Linked DNA regions of Homo sapiens: region 2 is linked to region 1. A link is an interaction called in ENCODE POLR2A ChIA-PET data of the cell type or tissue named here. Cell type or tissue: endothelial cell of umbilical vein. All regions are shown on one strand. Links, peaks and the distances in the headings refer to the core of each region. The heading gives the core; the rest is flanking DNA.

Region 1 (6,997 bases), core at 3,968-6,467:
CCCTGTCTCAAATACAAAAAATTAGCCAGACGTGGTGGCACGTGCCTGTAGTCCCAGCTACGTAGTCGGGAGGCTGAGGCAGGAGAATCGCTTGAACCTGGAAGGCAAAGGTTGCAGTGAGCCAGGATTGTGCCACTGCACTCCAGCCTGGGTGACAGAGCAAGACTCCATTTCAAAAAAAAAAAAAAAAGTAGCCAGGCATGGTTGCAGGTGCCTGTAATCCCTGCTACTTGAGAGGCTGAGATGGAAGAATCGCTTGAACCTGGGAGATGGTGGTTGCAGTGAGCCAAGATCGTGCCACTGCACTCTAGCCTGGGCTGGTGAGTGAGACTCCGTCTCAAAAAAACAAAAAAAAGAAAAATATGATGTTCTTAATGTGTAAATTTTAGGAAATTTCCCCTATTACTCTTTTTAGTTTGATTTAATGTGTGTGTGTGTGTTGTTTTCAAAAAAATGTAAGTTGAATATATATTGAAAATATAAGTTGATGCGACAAAATAGACTTACAGCAAAATAGACTTATGCAGGTGAAAGCACCTGCAGAAAGCTGCGTTCTTTTTAACTCCTAAAAAACTCAGAGGCAAGGAGAAAAATGGGCTTCTCTGGATGCCAGATAGTGCATAAGACTTAGATTTGGTTACAGTAATTTTAGCATAATCCATTGTAAGCTGATGATCTGGATGAACTTCACAATAGTGAAGAAACTGGTTTTGAGATTTGGAGATTTTTTTCCCCTTCACTTGAAGGAATGTTGCTCACCACACCTCTTCTACTTGCCCCATGTTTTTAGATTAATGTTTCCTGGAGAAGTGAAACACACTGAGATTAGATAGCTGCATTCTGTAAGAAGTCTGACTATTGTGAGATTACCATGCTATAGGGAATGTGCAACCAGTCCCACATGTGCCAGCCTTCACGGGCTAGTCACTTGATTTGCAAGTCATCATAAACTTTCAGTCTTGGGGATGTGATTTGGAGAAGAGTGGAAGAACCCCACTGACAGCTAGAGCTAACACTCCAGACATATGGCCCCAGGTGAGCAGTCTCAGCCAGGTCCAATCGTTACGTCCACTCCAGATGAGGCCCCAGTCATCCTGGAGCAGGCATGAACAGTCCCTATAGTGGCCTGCCTAATTTCCTGACCCGAACTCATGAGCTTTATACAATGGTTGTTGTTTTTTAAAATGCTACAGGAGAACAGAAACTAGAAGCAGAGGCATAAAACAGAATAGGAAATACTGAACAAAATAAGGAATCATTGCACACAATTCTCAAATTGTGATTGTTAGTACTGTCAATTCAACTTTTTCATCTATTTATCCATTCATTCAGGAAAAATTTGTTGAGAGTGCTACAAGCTAGTTAGTGTGGGAGATATTGAAAAATGACTAAATTAGCTCTGATCTCAGCAAGTTCCTAGTTTAATGGGGGTGTCAGACAAGTAAACAATTAGCACACACTGTAATACAATGTTGCTCTATAGTAAGGGTTTGGAGAAGGAACTGATTGCTTTGAAGATGCAGAATCTCACAGCCTTGAGGGAATCAAAGAAATTCATAGGCACTCTGAGGCTCAAAGACTGAATAGAGGTTTATCAGATGGCCAGAGCAGGGCAGCTACTGAGTTCCCAACTCTTTAGATCTTGAAGCTAACACTATGGCTGCAAAGAACAGGACAGGTCCAGTTTGGACACTCTAGCTTCAATTGCTCCTGTGAGCTCAGAGTTTTTCTTTTTCTTTCCTGAGCAAAGCATTGATTACATAACCAGAATTTTTTTTTTTTTTTTTTTTTTTGAGACAGAGTCTCGCTCTGTCACCCAGGCTGGAGTGCAGTGGCGCGATCTTGGCTCACTGCAAGCTCCGCCTCCCAGGTTCACGCCATTCTCCTGCCTCAGCCTCCCGAGTAGCTGGGACTACAGGCGCCCACCACTGCGCCCAGCTAATTTTTTGTACTTTTTAGTAGAGACGGGGTTTCACCGTGTTAGCCAGGATGGTCTCGATCTCCTGACCTTGTGATCCGCCCGCCTCGGCCTCCCAAAGTGCTGGGCAGAATTTTTTTTTAATAAGAGCATTCATGGCCGGGTGCGGTGGCTCATGCCTGTAATTCCAGCACTTTGGGAGGCAGAGGTGCGTGGATCAATTGAGGTCAGGAGTTCGAGACGAGCCTGACCAATATGGTGAAACCCCATCTCTACTAAAAAGTACAAAAAAGTTAGCTGGGCGTGGTGGCACACACCTGTAGTCCCAGCTACTCGGGAGGCTGAGGCAAGAGAATTGCTTGAACCCAGGAGGCGGAGGTTGCAATGAGCCAAGATTGTGCCATTGTACTCCAGCCTGGGCGACAGAGTGAGACTCCATCCAAAAAAAAAAATGTATTCTATTTCATCTGTGTGTTGAAAAGAAACAGCTCATGGAGTGTGTGGCATTATTCAATGTAGACTCATCAAACAAGCACCCTATAGAAGCAAGGTCTGCTCAGCACAGGAGACAAGGACCTATTCCCAATAAAATTCAATCTAAGTAGGTATTTTGTTTGTTCATTTGTTTTAATGTGCTTTCTATACAAACATATCGCTTAAGACTAGTTTCCTGGGCCCTATATCCATCCAGATTGCTGTCCTAATCCCTTCTGATAGAAAATTTCTAGAGGTACTTAAGGGTAGACTGCATGCTGTGAGGATAAAAATAGAGTTGTCTTAACAATAGGGCAATAGAGCCATCATGAGAAAAAGATGACGTCCTAAAATCTATGAGCTTTGTTTCTAGGGGACAAATCTGGTTCAAAAGACTTCCTCAAACTTTTCCCTGCTGTCAAGTTTAATGCAATTCCTCCTCCTCCTCCAGTTTTGTCTTTCTAATGTCAGCTTGATTTGAGAAGGTACCTGTCAAAAAGGCTACTAGAATAACCTGGTGGGAATGTGTTAAGCCATTGCAAGAAAATGGTTCCAGCTGGCCGGGTGTAGTGGCTCACGCCTATAATCCCAGCACTTTGGGAGGCTGAGGTGGGTGGATCACCTGAGGTCAGGGGTTCGAGACCAGCCTGGCCAACATGGTGAAACCCCGTCTCTACTAAAAAAATACAAAAAATTAGCCGGGTATGGTGGCACATGCCTGTAATCCCAGCTACTCAGGAGGCTGAGGCAGGAGAATCGCTTGAACCTGGGAGGCGGAGGTTGCAGTGAGCCGAGATCGTGCCATTGCACTCCAGTCTGGGCAACAAGAGCAAAACCCTGTCTCAAAAAAAAAAAATTTTTGCTCTGTCCCCCAGGCTAAAGTGCAGTGGCGCTATCTTGGCTCACTTGAACTCCGCCTCCCGAGTTCAAGAGATTCTCCTGCCTCAGCTGGAATTACAGGCGTCTACCACCATGTCCAGGTAATTTCTGTATTTTTAGTAGAGATGGGGTTTCTCCATGATGGCCAGGCTGGTCTCAAACTCCTGACCTCAGGTGGTCCGCCGCCTCGGCCTCTCAAAGTGCTGGGATTACAGGCATGAGCCACCAGACCTGGCTAGTTTATTTATTTATACTTGTGTTGTTCCCAGATTAATTTTGTAGTAAGTTTATTTCCTGAGCAAGTGTAGATGGCAGCTCTCTTATAAAACTAAGTAACTGCAAACAACATGTTGTTATAGTCATTGGAACTGGGAGTGGAGCAGGCATTTGCTTAGAAAACCAGGAGCCTGAACAGACACTTCCGGAAAAAAAAAAAAAAAGGATCTTCCACCCCCACTAGGAGGTGATCTGAGGAAGTCTAGCAGTGGGCTGAAAAGGCTGGGTAAGATTTTAGACCTTTTGCAGCACCTAGGCAAATGAAACTGGAAGCAAATACACCAGTTTATAAGGAGGAGAAAAGAGCCCAGGAAGGCAAAAGGAAGCTCCTAGTCTCTCTTAAAACTGCAAGCCCTTCCTAGAATTTGTCTCATAAAATACCCTGATGTTTGGAACTGTAATCACAGTGAAAATTTGGGGCAAGAACTGACCTGTCCAATGAGCATTATCTGCCCTGGTGATATGGCAAACTAACACCCTTCTCGTTTTTTTTTTCAGAGCATCATTTCTCATAAATTAGCTTTCTCATCTCAACTGACTCACTTGGCAGAAACAAATCTACATGGTGTAGAAGAGAGAAGGCAGGGGAATAGTTCAGAAGGAGTGAAAAGAGATAAGTGAAGAGATAAGTGGAAGAAGGGCAGTTTACTAAATTAGAGGTACCAGCACCATCGTATGACGAATTTACTGAAAAATCCAGATTGGAATTTTTTGAAATCAGGAATGAGAGAAGTTGAGCTGTTCCACATCATATTAGGCATAACAGTAATTCTTAAAATTTTTGCCAAGAGCTACCTTTGAGGGTATGATGAAAACTATAGACCCTCTGCTGAGAAAAAAAATGTATATATGACTTACACACAAAATCCTATTATATTAGAACAACTAGTTATGATACCTGAGATGGAACCAATTAGTCACAACACACACACAATAAACTGTATATTCCTGATCTCTTGACTGTCATAAAATTGTTCTTGCATCTAACCTAAAGTCTCATTCTATAGTTTAATCCTCTCTGTACTTTTTCTGTCTTCTTAGCTTAAGAAAAGATCATTACAAATTCCTTGTTTTTCACATACTCTTGCAAAGGGCTATGAAATTTTATTGCTATTATTCTTTCTCGCTTTTTTTTTTTTTTTTTTTTTTTTTTGAGACGGAGTCTCTCTCTGTTGCCCAGGCTGGAGTGCAATGGTGTGATCTTGGCTTATTGCAACCTCCGCCTCCTGGGCTCAAGCAATTCTCCTGCCTCAGCCTCCCAAGTAGCTGGGACTACAGGCACGTGCCACCATGCTCAGCTAATTTTTTTGTATTTTTAATAGAGACGGGATATCACCATGCTGGCCAAGCTGGTCTCAAACTCTTGACCTTGTGATCCACCCGCCTTGGCCTCCCAAAGAGCTGGGATTACAGGCATGAGCCACCATGCCAGGCCTGTTGTTATTCTGGTTTTAAACAGAAACTTCCTTAATTTTTCCTTACAGAATGTGGCAGAGAGTGCTAGTTGCCTTCCAATATCCGTTTCTTCCTTTTGTATTAGTCACCCTAGCTATATGACTATTGTTTTTTTTTTTTGAGCCTTCCCTGCAGCTAGGTATGGCTATGTGACTAAGCTTTAAGCCAATGATTTGTAAGCACTGTGCTATATGGGCCTTCCAAAATTTTTTCTTTCTTTTCTCTTTTTTTTTTTTTTTTTTGAGACAGAGTCTCACTCTGTCACCCAGGCTGGAGTGCAGTGGCACCATCTTGGCTTGCTGCAACTTCCACCTCCTGGGTTCAAGTGATTCTCCTGCCTCAGCCTCCCGAGTAGCTGGGACTACAGCTGCCACCATGTCCGGCTAATTTTTTTGCATTTTTTTTGGAGACGGAGTTTTGCTATGCAGCCCAGGCTAGAGTGCAGAGGTGTGATCTTGGCTCACTGCATCCTCCGCCTCCATGGTCCTGGTTCAAGCAATTCTCCTGCCTCAGCCTCCTGAGTAGCTGGAATTATAGGCAGGCACCACCATGCCCAGCTAATTTTTGTATTTTTAGTACAGACAAGGTTTGATCATGTTTGCCAGGCTGGTCTTGAACTCCTGACCTCATGATCCGCTTGCCTCGGACCTCCCAAAATGCTGGGATTACAGGTGTGAGCCACCGTGCCCAGCCTTTTTTTTTGTGTTTTTAATGGAGACAGGGTTTTGCCACGTTGGCCAGGCTGGTCTCGATCTCCTGACCTCAGGTGATCCACCCCCCGCTCAACCTCCCAAAGTGCTGGGATTACAGGTGTGAGCCACCATGCCCGGCCCCCAAATTTTTTCTTTCTTTTTCCTTCCTCCACCCTGCTGTCTGGAATGAAGACCCAATAGCTGGAGATCAATAGCCATCCTAGGCCATGAAGGTGGAGGTGATGGCCAATGTTGTCTGTTGACTCCCTTACTGGAAGTTTTGCAGGAACAGGAGCCTTTTTTTATCTTGGTGAAAGCAACATCCCCAGCACTTAAAAAGTATGTGACATGTGCTAAGAGCTCAGGTATTGAATGGATAGTGAACGTATGAGTTAACTCTGGACCTATATAAAGTCTCAGCTTCTTTCACAGAATCAAACTCTTGCTTAATTCAAAGCACATTCCTCCTACTTGCTTCCCTTTGCTCTCCCAGGCTTGCCACTGTTACAGAATTTTTTTTTCTTAATTCTCTCTAATATTCCCTTCATTCAAAATGTTTTAAAATCTATTTCCGTAACAATGCTTCCCAATATCTTCCTGGTTAGCAAGTTTTAAATTCTTCAGTTTTCAAGGTCGTAGATATCTATTTTTGTGTATGTCTGTTGTTAAATGCAGGCATTATTTTGTACCTTAAAATAGGCATCGTCTCAAGTCTACAAGAATCATCCAAAATGGTATCTAATGACATTCCTAGGGTTTCAGACAATTTTTTTTTTCTTTGAGACGGAGTCTTGCTCTGTCGCCCAGGCTGGAGTGCAGTGGACTGATCTTGGCTCACTGCAATCTCTGCCTCCCAGGTTCAGGAGATTCTCCTGCCTCAGCCTCCCTAGTAGCTGGGACTATGGGTGGACGCCACCATGCCTGGCTAATTTTTGTGTTTTTAGTAGAGACGGGGTTTCTCCATGTTGGTCAGGCTGGTCTTGAACTCCTGACCTCAAGCAATTCACCCGCCTCTGCCTCTCTAAGTGCTGGGATTACAGACGTGAGCCACCGCGCCCAACAAGAGCAAAACTCCGTCTCAAAAAAAAAAAAACAAAAAAAAAACAATCCCATTTTGCAGGTTTTATAGAAGAAATTGGGACGCAGAAGTTAAGTTACTTCCGCAAGCTTACATGACTGCTCAGGGTGAGGGTCCCTGATCATGATGATCAGAAAATAAAGGTAGAAATCAAGCTTAGGGAGGAAGTGACATTGTGTGTATATATATATATTTGTTTATTTATTTTTATTTTTATGTTTTATT
Region 2 (8,107 bases), core at 3,565-6,064, 340 kb after region 1:
TGTGTATTCTGTTGCCTTTAGCTGCCCTGGAGAGAAGGCCATCAGGCCATATACAGCCAGCTGAATGTACCATGACTCATACTGAATGGGATCAGGCATTCAGTGGGCTGACTGAAGCCGTGTATCCTATCACTCCTTTTAAAAATATAAAGCTATAAGCCCACAAGTTTGAGACCAGCCTGGGCAACATAGTGAGACCTCATCTCTACCAAAAACTTAAAAATTAGCGAGACGTGGTAGTGCACACCTGTATTCTCAGCTACTTGGGAGGCTGAGGTGGGAGGATTGTTTGAGCCCAGAAGGTCGAGGCTGCAAAGAACTGTGATTGCACCACTGCACTCCAGCCTGGGCAACAGGGTGAGACCCTGTCAAAAAAAAAAAAAAAAAGCTAGAAATTGATTGCATACGTGTATTTTATACTTAGTATGGCCACCTAGACCCAGACTGCTGTCTTATAATCAAGTTGCATCACTCAGCCTCAGGATTGCACCAATTTAGGGACAGTCTGGAGACCAAAGAAAAAGTCTTATTATAAAATTGTGTTTTCAGAAAATCTGAGGCCCATAGAGAATTGTCCTCCCAAGACAGGTGAACATAAAGCCACATGGTCACACCTCATGGGTTCCAGATGCATTCAAGTTCAGAGCCAGTGCCAGGAAATTTTCTAGAGCTGGTACTACTGGAAGAGACTGCTGCAAACACATAATCTTTACTGCATCTAAATTATGGAGAAAATGTGCAAACCTCCAAGCCTCAATTAACACGTATCCTATGGGCATCTCTTGGCACTCTTGTACTGCACAGGATAGAGGAGTGTGAAACAAGATTCCTGCCCTAATGAAAGAGATATGTGTTTCATAGAAACACATATCTAATGAACACAGTCTAATGTGTTCTAACACAGTCTAATGAAAGAGATATGTGTTTCATAGAATGAACAAAGCAACAGAATATACGTTCTAAATTATTGAGTTCTGGACCAGTGTCTCTAGAAGTGTGATCCACAACCTGCATGCGGCATCAACATCATTTGGGAATATTGTTTGAAATGCAAATGATTGTTTGAAATGCAAATGTTGGGTCACCCTATTGAATCAGAAGTTCTGGGGGTGGGGAAACAGGAGCATTAACAATCTCTCCAGGGGATTCCTATACACACTAAAGTTTGAAAGGCATTATAAAAATTGAGAAAAGAAGTGGTCGGAGTGGAATGAGAGCTGAAGGAAAAGTTTTTATACATATTTTCCATTTTAAAAAATAGAGATAAGGTCTCGCTATGTTGTCCAGGCTGGCCTTGAACTCCTGGTCTCAAGCAGTCGTCCCACCTCAGCCTCCCAAAGTGCTGAGATTACAGATGTGAGCCACCGTGTCTGGCCTCCCAGAATTATTAAAGCCAGTGGTAGACCAAGGGTAGGGCAGTGGGAACAATAATAAAATCAACTGAAAGTTGGGCCGTGCTGATCACCATGTGCCAGCAAACGTAAACAAGGTCAATGACAAAATATTCCTCCCTGAAAAAAATATTTGGCGTAAATCTGAACAATTGCTGAGGTTACTGAGTTTTAATAATGTGCATGTAAACTTCAACTTAGCACATTTTATTACTCATCCTTCAGCAAACCCAGTGTTCTACATGGAAGTAAATTACAAGAATTTCCAGTTATACATTCAGTTTCCAACACACGGGACTCAGCGATGCTGGCTCCTTATTTATTTATTTATTTATTTATTTATTTATTTATTTATTTATTTATTTATTTATTTTGAGACAGAGTCTTGCTGTCGCCCAGGCTGGAGTGCAGTGGTACAATCTCCGCTCACTGCAAGCTCCGCCTCCCAGGTTCACGCCATTCTCCTGCCTCAGCCTTCCGAGTTGCTGGGACTACAGGCGCCCGCCACTACGCCCGGCTAATTTTTTGTATTTTTAGTAGAGACGGGGTTTCACGGTGTTAGCCAGGATGGTCTCCTGACCTCGTGATCCGCCCGCCTTGGCCTCTCAAAGTGCAGGGATTACAGGCGTGAGCCACTGCGCCCGGCCTGCAGGCTCCTTTAAAAGTACCTTTATAATGGACCAGATGGTTCCAGCTCACTTTGGGGGCCTAGTTGTGATTTCAATCCTAGTGAAATGCCTGTGTTTAAACAGTAGATTTGAAATAATAGTGATTACAAAGAGAAAAAATAAGAATATGAGTTAACTTTAGTTCTGTCCTTTGTGACCTTTTGGGCTATTGATATTTGTAATATGAAACAGTGAAACAATGCAGACTACAAAGTGAATGTATTTGATTGGCAAAAATTTGATTACAAATTTTCATTTTTACGTGAAATATTGTACTGAATTTGAATAAAATCTTTACAATTGGAATTTATTCTTGTTTTTAACATGTTGGTCTTTCATAATTATTATCAAACTGTAATGCTATTATTCATTGCTGCAACCAACCAGTATGTAGGCACAAAGTTACAAGATTTTCCTTTTATGAGAAACAAAAACAAAATACGTCATTGTTATTAAAAAGCATTAATCCATATTTTCCTTTTTTGTAATGTAATAATTTTTACTAGAACAAAGTTTAATAAAATATTTTCACTTTCTGCTTTTCTTTTCTGAAAGATAAACTATTATTATTGTTGTTTTACTTAATGATTTTGTTTCTGAAATTGAGTTTGTTGTATAGAGAATAGGAATCTGCTGTGCCACTGGTTAAAACTATCTCCTTTTTTTTTTCCCTTTTTTTTGAGACAGAGTCTAGCTCTGTCATCTGAGCTGGAGTGCAGTGGCATGTTCTTGGCTCACCTCCCCAGCTCAAGTGATCCTCCCACCTCAGCCTCCCGAGTAGCTGGAGCTACAGATGCACGTCACCATGCTTAGTTAATTTTTGTATTAAAACTATCTCAATTTTAGTTGATAAGTACTGATCACCATGACTTACCAGTTTATTAGTTTGTTAGAGTCCATCTCATGTAATTTTTAATGAAGAGTACAGAGGTGGCTTCTTTCCAAGTGCTTTTGAATTGGAGGAGTCTTTATATTGCCTTTTCCTGAATAAAAATGTGGCTGAGTATTATTTCAACCTCATTTCTCAGCACTCTGTAAACATTGTTTCATTGCGTTCAGGTATTTCATGTGACACAAAAAGAGAAACTTGTGACAATATTAATTTTTTTCTTTGTTTTGGGATTTAATTTTTATAATGAGAAAATATGGTAGCTTTTTTTTTCTTAATTCTGTGGTTCAAAAATTTTGTTCAAATATGTCTAGGTGTACGTTTTTCTTGATTTTTTTTTTTTTTTTTGAGACAGGGTCTCACTCTATCACCTAGGGTGGAGTGCAATGGCATGTTCGTAGCTCACTGCAGCCTCGAATTCCAGGGCTTAAGCAATCCTCCCACCTCAGCCTCTGGAGTAGGATCTATAAGCATATGCCACCACACCTGGCTAATTTCCTTTATTTTTATTTTTATTTTTTTTTTTTGAGACGGAGTCTCGCTCTGTCGCCCAGGCTGGAGTGCAGTGGCAGGATCTCGGCTCACTGCAAGCTCCGCCTCCCGGGTTCACGCCATTCTCCTGCCTCAGCCTCCCAAGTAGCTGGGACTACAGGCGCCCGCCACTACGCCCGGCTAATTTTTTGTATTTTTAGTAGAGACGGGGTTTCACCGTTTTAGCCGGGATGGTCTCGATCTCCTGACCTCGTGATCCGCCCGCCTCGGCCTCCCAAAGTGCTGGGATTACAGGCGTGAGCCACCGCGCCCGGCCATTTCCTTTATTTTTTTGTAGAGATGAGGTCTCACTGTGTTGCCCAGTCTGGTTTTGAAGTCCTGAGATTTATTTCATCTGGAACATGTATTAGCACTTTTGATCTAGTTAAACAACTTCACTCATTCATTCATACGCATTCATTTTCTTATATCAGACTTCTATTTTACAGTGGTTCTGACTTATTTTTTTCCTAACTCAACTGAAGCACACAATACAGCCCAATTAGCAGACACTAATTACTGCAATTTAAAAGTACGCCAGCCCATTGGGGCCATTCTCATCATGTGCCCACCCAGGCTGTTATCACACTCTCTCATCTCCACCCTCCAGTGGAGAATCACTCTCCTCTCATATCCCTGGTGAGTGTGTCTTTCCACTGATTCTGAGTTCTTAAGAAATGTCAGTTGACTCTGTTTTTCGCTCTTTAGCCTTCATTTCTACCATCTTATCTTTATCATTCATTGTCCTTTTTTTCCCTGTATTTTGGGAAAGTTATTTAACTTGTCCTTGTCACTACAGCATCAGTTTTGCTACGCTTCCAACATTGTGGTGTTTTGTTTTGTTTTTGAGTCGGAGTCCCACTGTGTTGCCCAGGCTGGAGTGCAATGGCATGATCTTCGGCTCACTGCAACCTCCACCTCCCGGGTTCAAGCAATTCTCCTGCCTCAGCCTCCTGAATAGCTGGGATTACAGGTGTCCACCACTATGTCCGGCTAATTTTTGTATTTTTAGTAGAGACGGGGTTTCACCATATTGGCCAGGCTGGTCTCTTGGCCAGGCTGGTCTCGAACTCCTGACCTCATGATCCGCCAGCCTCAGCCTCCCAAAGTACTAGGATTATAGGAGTGAGCCACTGTGCCTGGCCTGTTTTTTTTTTTTTTTTTAATTCCAGCACACAAGAATTTCCTTGCAATCTTTCTTCATTACATCATTCTTCCTTTAATAAAAATCTTGTTGTGGCCAGGCATGATGGCTCATGCCTGTACCCAGCATTTTGGAAGGCCGAAGTGGGAAGATCGTTTGAGCTCAGGAGTTCCAGACCAGCCTGAGCAACAGAGTGAGACCCTATTTCTAAATAAAATAAAATAAAATAAGATAAAATATTAGCTGGGTGTGGTGGCTCATGCCTATAGTCCCAGCTACTTGAGAGGCTGAGAAGGGAGTAACGCTTGAGCCCAGGAGTTTGAGGCTGCAGTGAGCCATGATCGTGACGCTGCACTCTGTCTCAAAAAAAAAAAAAAAAAAAAAAAAGATTGTCTATGGTATGGTCTGAATGCTTGCATTCCCCAAAAATTTATATGTTGAAATCCTAACCCTCAAGGTGAAGGTATTAGGAGGTAAAAGGCCTTTGGGAGGTGATTAGGTCATGGGATGGAGTCTTCATGCATTGGATTAGTGTCTTAATAAAAGAGGCCTGAGAGAGGCCCTTCCCTCTGGCTTCTTCAGCCACGTGAGATTACAGTGAGAAGACGGCTGTCTAAAGGGAAGCAAGCAGGCCTTCACCAGACACCGAATCTGCCAGTGCCTTGATCTTGGACTTCCAAGCCTAGAGAACAATCAGAAATAAATTTCTGTTCTTTAAAAGCCACCCAGTCCATGGTGCTTTGTTAGAGTAGCCTCAACAGATGAATACATTGCATTTTTCATTTCATCCTTATGTCTTGATTTTATTCCTTTCTTTTAATAACTCCTGGCCCTTCCCTTAAAAAAAAAATAATCCTTCTTATACCTTTGGAGACTTCCAGTTCCCTGAAGTTTCCTTCTGTATTCTACAGTAGATCAATTCCTGGGGCAAGCTCTACCCTGGAACCTTCTGGAAGTTGTTTCCTTTTTCCTATTCTGCAAGTGTCTCCAAGGCTGCAGTGTTTTGCCCTCTTTACTCATCCTTGAATAAGGTAAGCTACGTCTAGACTGAAGGTTTATTATCAAACAAGCTCTTGAATCCATTCTCTGTCAAGTGGAATAATGCTGGAGCCCTCTTCTCAGACACATCCGGAGAAGAGGTCACCTCTGTAGCTGTCAGGTCAGTTTCCAGGTTTCAGTCAGCTTTCCCCTACCTGCTCTCTGGCAGCAGATTTCACTGGTGCTCACTCCTCGATTATGCCTTGACCTAGCCCCTCCCTTTCTTCCCCTCAGAGCTAACACTATGCCAGTGTTTGTCATAATCCTCTCTTTGCTTTTATTTCCTTTCTTTCTCCCTTCCCTCCCCTCCCCTCCCCTCCCATCCCGTTCCCTTCCCTGCCCTGCCCTGCCCTGCCCTGCCCTGCCCTGCCCTTCTTTCTTCTTTTTTTTTCTTTTTGAAACAGAGTTTCATTCTTGTTGCCCAGGCTGGAGTGCAGTGGTACATCTTGGCTCACTGCAACCTCCGCCTCCCCGGTTCAAGCGATTCTCTTGCCTCAGCCTCCCGAGTAGCTGGAACTACACGTGTGCACCACCACGCCCGGCTAATTTTGTATTTTTAGTAGAGACAGGGTTTTACCATGTTGGCCAGGCTGGTCTCCTGACCTCAGGTGATCCGCCTGCCTCGGCCTCCCAAAGTGCTGGGAATACAGGCTTGAGCCACGGCGCCTGGCCTCTTTGCTTTTATTTCTATAGTTGTATCATTTATACAGCTATAGTTGTATAGTTGTATCACATCACTTAGGATGTGATAAGCATCCCTAAATAATGTAATTAGTATTTCAAGAAATTTGAATGCAAGTTTATATTTTGCTTTTTTTCTTCTTATTATTATTGTTATTTTTCTCATCATTCCTATTCAAGGAAGTTTTTATCTTGGGAGGACTTGCTTCTTTCAATTTAATGTGCCAATGCCCTGCAGTCCAACAGGAAAACTCCTGCAGTTGAAGAAATTGAGTTCGTTACTCATTATAGTGAGGGGGAAGCACAGCATGGGGAAGGAGGGGGCATCTCAGTAAGAGAGTGTCAGGATATCTCAGTAAGAGGGTGTCAGGACATCCTAGTAAGAGGGTGTCAGGACTCATTGTAGGATTTGGGCTTCTGTTAGGTAATTTTGGGGAGAGTTTAAGGAACAAGGACTTTGCTCTGGATTAGATACTGTCAGGAGCACTGAGTATCGCACTAAATCTTATCTAGAAGGAGGGAAGGCTAGACCAAGGCTAATGCTGTAATTGGGAAAAAAGCAGCAGTCCCTCATATTAGCTAGAATAAGAGGGTACTTAGTCATTTTTGTGGTCTGGGCAATATCCATGTTTTGTCTGTGGTCAGATGTGATTACAGAGTAATCTTGTTTTTGTCTTTATCATGGTCACAGTGTGGCCTTATCTGGTGTTATGTTACATGAAATTACTTACTTTCAACAGGTGAACACCAATGTTTAGTTGTGAGCGGCCATCTGATAGCACGAGCACAGCTGCTGGATATTAGGGGTTGCTTTTCCTTTTTTTTTCTCAAATGTTGATGGGATTCATCCATGTCGTTACATGTAGCTATGGTTTATTCATTTTCACCACTCAGTAGTATTCTCTTGTATAGAATACTATTAAGCATTCCATATACAGTATAATACATTTGTGTGTATTACAATACAACCATTTTTATTTATTTGCTCTACTCTTGATGGACATTTGAATTGTTTGCAGTTTTGGACTATGACAAGTATGCTGCTATGAATATTCTTGTACATGTCTCGTGGTGCACATGCTCAAGGAATTCTATAGAGTATATATTTAGGAATGGAATTGCTTGGTCATAAGGATGTTACAACAGTCCCCCCAACATGTGGTTTTGCTTTCTGTGGTTTCAGTTACCCATAGTCAACGTCTGAAAATAGGTGAGTACAGTACAATCAGATATTTTGAAAGAGACCAAATTCATATAACTTTTATTACAGTATATTGGTATTATTGTTCTATTTTGTTAATTGTTGTTAATCTCTTACTGTGGCTAATTTATTATTCATAGGTATGTATGTATAAGGAAAAACATAGTATACATAGGGTTCAGTACTATCCGCAGTTTCAAGCATCCACTGGGGATCTTGGAACATATCGCCTGCAGGTAAGGCCCCAGGGAACACTTTAATCTTCAACTCTTTACTGTCAAACTGTTTTTCCAAAATACTTGTTACAGTTTACCTCCCTCTCCCCATCTGCCCACTGCTTAATTGTCTGATACTTGGAGCTTAACGCAGTGCACGGAAAATTGCGAGCCCCGGAATTCACTGCTGCAGTATTCTGGGGCTTGCAATTCAGTATTCTCAGCGCTTTACTTAGGGGGACCAGAACTTTCCCTGCCACATACTTTCTGCTTCATTTAAAATTGGAGACTCTTGAAAAGTTTTAAATGGAGATGGGAAGGAGCCAGTAAAGAAAGAGAGATTGAGGAT

Evidence for each region. Peaks named below come from ENCODE experiments on the same cell type or tissue, not always from the same donor. Only the 100,000 strongest peaks of a DNase experiment are listed, where the experiment ranks them.
Region 2: POLR2A ChIA-PET joins it to region 1 with 6 read pairs; 5 of 35 experiments call an interaction of 5 or more read pairs at or near these places.

Annotation. Positions count from the first base shown.
Region 1 is chr2:207,703,411-207,710,407 of GRCh38, forward strand. No RefSeq gene overlaps it. Among named protein-coding and RNA genes, the nearest start is that of CCNYL1, 4.7 kb to the right of the region's middle. In endothelial cell of umbilical vein, for the core only: no CTCF peak of the experiment used is centred there; a DNase peak (open chromatin) is centred at 5,081.
Region 2 is chr2:208,042,172-208,050,278 of GRCh38, forward strand. No RefSeq gene overlaps it. Among named protein-coding and RNA genes, the nearest start is that of PLEKHM3, 21 kb to the left of the region's middle. In endothelial cell of umbilical vein, for the core only: no CTCF peak of the experiment used is centred there; no DNase peak of the experiment used is centred there.